Linked DNA regions of Mus musculus: region 1 is linked to region 2. Evidence: chromatin contacts called from ENCODE Hi-C or POLR2A ChIA-PET data. All regions are on one chromosome and are shown on one strand. The core of a region is the stretch at or near the end of the contact, and the rest is flanking DNA. Distances in the headings are between cores, read along the strand shown. Region 1 holds the start of Ndufs5 (NADH:ubiquinone oxidoreductase core subunit S5). Region 2 holds the start of Macf1 (microtubule-actin crosslinking factor 1).

What was found. A loop is a pair of places that touch in the nucleus more often than their neighbours do. ChIA-PET counts read pairs that join two places held with the same protein, here RNA polymerase II (POLR2A).
Region 1: a map of left cerebral cortex shows a loop between it and region 2 (2.6-fold over the local background). The contact joins the promoter of Ndufs5 here to the promoter of Macf1 in region 2. A Hi-C loop is called at or near these places in 3 of 37 maps with a recorded cell type or tissue (all left cerebral cortex). POLR2A ChIA-PET finds 5 or more read pairs at or near these places in 2 of 5 experiments (both embryonic stem cell).

Annotation. Positions count from the first base shown.
Region 1 is chr4:123,716,916-123,720,317 of GRCm38, forward strand. Ndufs5 (NADH:ubiquinone oxidoreductase core subunit S5) reads right to left here and starts at 1,271. Exons shown (of 3, transcript NM_001030274.1): 1 at 1,198-1,271.
Region 2 is chr4:123,683,010-123,686,063 of GRCm38, forward strand. It overlaps Macf1 (microtubule-actin crosslinking factor 1), which reads right to left and starts at 1,351. Exons shown (of 98, transcript NM_001199136.1): 1 at 961-1,351. The coding sequence starts at 1,180.

The DNA of each region.
Region 1 (3,402 bases), core at 21-2,520, 34 kb after region 2:
GAGTTCGAGGCCAGCCTGGTCTACAAAGTGAGTTCCAGGACAGCCAGGGCTACACAGAGAAACCCTGTCTCGAACCCCCCCCCCCAAAAGTACTTCGTCCATTACTGTAACAGTCTATTTACTTCTATGTTTTTCCTACTGCTTTTGTTTTGAGAGCAAAATCGAGCAGATGCTAGTTAACTGCTAAAAATAAATGAACAAGTCAAATTAAAATTTTGTAAAAAAATAAAAAAAATCAGGAAATCTCAAACAACTTACACGTACAACTATAAAGCAGTGGATAGATTCTGGTGCTCAGTAGAATATGACATACATTAAGCAAAAAGAACATATGGAAAATACATAGTAAAGTTGACATAGAACAAAATAATCCCAAACGACAAATGTGCTTAAGAATGGAAAGCAAGCGCAGCACCCACATCAAAACCATCCTGTACGCGGACATTTAGGTGAATTTAATTTATAAAGCTCCCTCCCATTCTTTTAGTCATTTACTGTGTATGTCAGAGGCAAATGGGGGAAACGGCTCATCATAAGCACTGGAGACCCACACTGGGAACCTGAGTAAGAATTCGGGGGAGGAAGCCATTGGGAGAATAGAAAAAGTCCCAGAGGAGGATCTACATCGCTCTCTCTCTCGCTCTCTCTCTCTCTCTCTCTCTCTCTCTCTCTCTCTCTCTCTCTCACACACACACACACACACACACACACACACACACACACACACACAAACATAGACAACAGAAGTTATGACAATGAGGACGGACAGAGGCTCTGGAGCGGCTGCTGAGCCAAGTGCACAACAGGAAGAAAGTAGAGGGCTCTGGGGACCAAAATCAGGATGTGGTGCACGCCTTTAATCTCAACACTTGGAAGACAGAGGCAGATGCTTCTCTGTGAGTTCAAGGCCAGCTTGGTCTACAGAGTGAATTCCAGCCTACACAGAGAAACCCTGTCTCAAAACAAAAACAAAAAGGAGCGGGATGTCAGGGTAGGAAGGAGGCCAAGGCAGGAGTCCGGCAGACGGTGGATTTGCTCCGGAGGGCCGGGGGTGGGGGTGACGACCTAGTTACGGGGTGAAGGGAAGGCAGGAGGACACGCCCAGACCTGGGCCACCCACAGAGAGAGGAAATGTGTCAAGGAGCTAATCCTGAACGAAACTTCTTGGCTGTGCGGACACAGCAGCGCCTACCGCACCTCTGCAGTGCCCTTGTCAGGTCCCTGGTGCAATTCCCGACCGCCGGCTGCGGGAGGACGCAGACGCCTGCCGTAAAGGACGCCCGCAGCACGACATCTCCAGAGCGACGCCGTAAATCAACCACCGGCCGAGGAACTGTAGAAACCAAGCACAGCGGGTCTGCGCCTGCGCAGCAAGCAGCCCAGCCTCCAGACGCTGACAGCTGATAAACCGACTTTCCCCATACTACTGCGCCCGGTAGTGAGTTCTCCCTTTCAGCACTGTCGTGACCGTTGATTGTTGTGCTACTTGAGCAAGGTCACACTCGAGAAAGAGTAGTGCTTCCCTCACCCCAAGGAAATGTGGTGATTAAAGCTCGTGTGCCGTGACCCCAAAACTTGTGTGACTGTTTCCCAGTTTCACGGTGGCAGTTTCCCTTTTTGGTAATAAACATAATAGCCGGGCTGGAGAGACAGCTCAGAGGTTAAGAGCATTTGTTGATCTGGGAGAGGTCCTCGGTTTAACTCTAGATTCAGGGGACCCAACATAGTTCTTCTAACCTCAGCAATACCAGGAGCACACACATGGTGCACATACATGAAGACAAAACTCTCGCACATAAAGTAAATCTTAAAAGAAAGATAATAGTGCCTAACGTGGTGGCTCAGGCCTTTAAATCACAGAAATTAAGAAACGGAAACAGGTGGATGTCTATGAGTTCTAGGCCAACTAAGGCTACATAGTGAGATCTTGTTACAAACAAACAGCTATAGAGTTACTATAGGGACTTCTTTATACTGTGACATGATGAAAACGTTCTTTGATGTATTAGCTGACATTTGCACCAAAGCAATCAGAAAGCTGAGACAGGAGGATGTATCCTCTTGAGTTCAAGGCTGGCCTGGCCTATAAGACAGATGCTGTGCCTGCGAATGAACAGTTTCTGGAGAAAATTCCCGAAGTCCATGTGGTGGGTTCAATAGGAATGGCCCCCATAGATTCACGTGTGTGAATGCTTGCCTCATAGGCAGTGGCACTATTAGGAAGGGTGGCCTTGTGAGAGTATGTGTGGCTTTGTTGGAGAAAGTGTGTCACTTTTGGGGAGGGATTTGAGGTCTCCTATGCTCAAGTCAAGCCTAGTGTGGATTAGTCTCCTTTTGCTGCCTGTTGATCAAGATGTAGAAATCTCAGTTCCTTCTCCAACACCATGCCTTCCTGCATGCTGCCATGCTTCCTGCCATGATGATAGTGGACTAACCTCTGAAACTGTAAGCCAGCCCCAATTAAATGGTTGCCATGGTCACAAGTCTTTTTACAGCAATAGAAACCCTAGTAAGAGAGTCCACAATTTATTAATTTCATTCAATCACTCCAACTTGCTCCACTCACCCCCTTCCATCGGCTGGATGTCCCATATGAAACTGGTTTCAGTTCAATTAAAGTTTTCTGAGCACTCAGCCTGTGTCCAGTCAAATATTGGCTCATTATGGAAGTAGTGAACCATACTCACAAAGTTCTAATGGCACGGAACTGATGGCCACCCTTTCCAACCCACCCCTCTCCTTATGCCACTGTGAAGGCCTGCTTAAGGGTCTCATGTGCTCAAATGCCATCAGGTAACTAGCCCCTTGCAGTTCTAGGGCTAGAAGCCAGGGCACCATATGCTAGCACATTCATGACCAGTGAGCCCAGTCCATGGCAAAGGTGGCAGTTCTCAGATCTCTGTCCATTCTCTCTCTCTCTCTCTCTCTCTCTCTCTCTCTCTCTCTCTCTCTCTCTCTCTGTCTCTCTCTCTCTCTCTAAGATTTATTATATCTTAGTAAACTGTAGCTGTCTTCAGACACACCATAAGAGCCCGTCAGATCTCATTACGGATGGTTGTGAGCCACCATATGGTTGCTGGGATTTGAACTCAGGACCTTCAGCAGAGCACTCAGTGTTCTTGACCACTGAGCCATCTCTCCATCCCAGAACTTTCTCTTGATCTTAAGTTTCACCTTCTTTTGCCTGACATGCTACCACTATCTCCCCTCCTCAAATCCATTCATACCCTGTCTGTTTTGCTAGCTTCTGATGGAAATTCCAATCCTTTGGACATTTCTTTCCTTTCCTTTCCTTTCCTTTTTTCTTTTTTTCTTTTTCTTTCTTTTCTTTCTTTTTTTCTTTCTTTTCTTTCTTTCTTTCTTTCTTTCTTTCTTTCTTTCTTTCTTTCTTTCTTTCTTTCT
Region 2 (3,054 bases), core at 101-2,600:
CCAGCCCCAAGCCTCGGCTACTCTTACAGAGGACCCAGATTCAGTGGCAAGCACCCACACTGATGGCTCATCACCACCTGTGACTCCTTGCCTCCTCTGAGACCAAAACCCACACTCCTAAGCACAGCTGCTTGGAAAGGGCAGGCAGGCATCTTCTGACCTGTCAAGGGGAGGCAGCCCCTAGCCCTCACACCGACAATCAATCGAAAGGCAATCTGACTAAAGTCGGCTTCTCCAAAGACTTCCTTATAAGGAAATAACACAACAGAAATCAAAAGTTTTTATTCCTAAACATAATCATTATAGCATTGTCGACTACAGCAGAACACTGGGGAAAGACTAGGAGTTAGGGATAAAATCTGAGGATGTGTGGTGGCACATACCTCTTATTCCAGCACTCAGGAAGCAGAGGCAAGGCGATCTCTGATTTTTGAAACTAGCCTGGTCTACAGAGCAAGTTCCAGGACAACCAAGGCTACATAGTGAGACCCTATCTGGACAAATACAAAAATAACAATTTTAAATAACCCATAAAGCCTGAGATGTAAATCTGAAGCTCTTTTTAAGGATGAATGAAGAGAACAGGTCCACAGTGGGACACAGGCCACCAAGGTAACTATTATGTACATAAACTACAGCCTAGTGGGAGAAACGCAGGGCAGAGGTGCAGATAGGAAACTAGGCCTCATTCAGCATGGGGTAACAGGGCAGTAGGCTTCCTTTTTCTTTTTTTTTTTCCTTTCTTTTTCCTTTTTTTTCTTTTCTTTTTTTTTCTTTTTAGGTTTCTCTTGAACGTTCTTTCATCCTCTTTGCAACAATAACAATCATCATAACAACAAGTTAGATTCCAGCTGACTTGACTCTGAGGACCTCTCACCACCTCACCATGCAGGTGCACACTGACCCAGACTCCCTCAACCCTGCAGCAGCCAGCTAGCAAACGCTGAGGATCATTCTTACCAGCGACTCGGACCACGGCACGTTCTGCAGGGTCCAGCACAGAATCCTGGCTTTTCCGCTTCTTCTGCTCATGCAGTGGCAGGTTCCAGGGCAAGGTGTCCCCAGGGGGACAAGGAGACAGGCTCCCTGACCGCTCACTCCGGTAAGACCTCTCACTCCGACATGACCTCTCACTCCGACAGGATCGCTCACTGAGCGTTTCTTCATCAGAGGAAGACATGGTCCAAGCAAGAGTGGCTACAGGAAGGACCAGATGTCCTGGGAGAAGGGATCTGGAAGAGAGAAAGAATACATGTGAAGGATAAAATAAAATAAAGGATCAAGAGTCACACAAGGATCCTGGCTCTGCCTGCTACTGACTTGACTTGACGTCTTTACCTACTTGAACCTCAGTTTTTTGTTTTGTTTTTTTTTTTTCATTTACAAAACGAAATAGCACATGCCAAGACTAATTTATGAGGCATAGGGGAAAATTATATTAGGTAACATACACACACATACACACACACACACTCATATATGAGAGACAGAGAGGAAGCGAGAGAGATGGTTAAGAGAGTATACTATCCTTGTAGGAGACCTGACTTCCATTCCCAACACCTGCTTCTGGCAGATCACAACTGCCTGAGCTATCTGTGACTCTAGCTCCAGGGAGCTGAGGCCCTCCTCCAGTCTCTTCAGGCTCCAGTGCTCATGCACACATATCCATACACAAACCACACACATACACAGAATTAACAATAAAATAAGTTTTTAGCTAGGCCTGCCTGGTAGAGCATGCCCGTAATCACAACACTCAGGAAGCAGAGGCAGCCAGAGCTCTGTGAGCCTGGTCTACATGGCAAGTTCCAGGCTAGCCATGGCTACATAGAGAAATTGTCTACAATAAGAAAACAAAAACAAAACAAAAAACCCCAAAAACAAACAACAAAAACAAAAATACTGTGTGAGTGTTAGCATTTACTACTGATTGTCAGGCAGAAAAATAGGAGCTTAAATTCTACTCCATTATCCATTATTATCCATTAGCTATATGTCCCCAGAGAAGCCATTTAATCTTGTCACCCTCGACATTCTCACCTATAAAATGGAGATGGTGCTAGTTAGCCTCCCATCTCACAGGGTTGTTTGCAAGAACTAAACTGGTTCCTGCCATTTGATGCCAGGTAGCCAGTAAGCACTCAATACAGAATCTGCTTTTACCTCCCCCTTCCTCTCACCTCCCAGGAATGCTATAAGGATAAAATGGGACAACAGATGGAAAGGATTTTCAAAAGCTCACGCAGGGTCTCATCGGCAGGCATGGAAAGAGGCGTGAGCTAGAACAGGTGGAAATTCCCGATTCCTCCAGCACACAGATTAGACACGGCCCCAAACCTGAAGCAAGGTAGACCTGGTGTGGCCACTTACAGTTGTCGAGATCGGGGTCAAGTCACTCCACCTCTCAGGGACTCAGTTTCATCATCTGCACAGTGGGGGAGGGACGGTACTTCTCCTTAGAGGATATTTTAAGGACACCGCGAAATGTGCATGTAAACTTAGCTGGTTCCATGTATGTCACACAGCAGGCATTAGATAAAATATTCATTGGCTCATTCCAAGGGCTGTTCGGGAATAGATCACACAGCGTGGGGGCAGGGGTGATGGTAAGGACTGGCAGGTTTTCTGGTCAGTTTAGCTAGTGGAGGGAGAAGAGTGGAATCACTATCATTTCAAGCCAGCTGGGTTCCACCAGCCAGACTGGGCAGCCTTCCCTCAGCCGGGCTCAGTTCACTGCCCAGAACCATCTGCTACACATGGCCCACCACCCCAAGGGCTCTCAGAGCCAAGCTGGTGCATGCCTTCAGCTGTCGGCCTTCCTATAAGGCCCAGATCTAGCTCAGGTACACAGTTCTGTTGGGGCTCTAGAGTCCAAGGAAGGCAAGAGCTGTCTGTCAACTTTTCCTTACGGGGAATATCTGCATACTGAGCTGTGCAGAGCAGGAAAGTGGCCTAAATGGCTGGGTCTTTGGCACAGCTCCTCCTGGATTCTGGGAATCTCAGCTTAGAAGCAGCAAGAGGCAGAGACTGCCTCCTGGGTCACTGACATCTCTC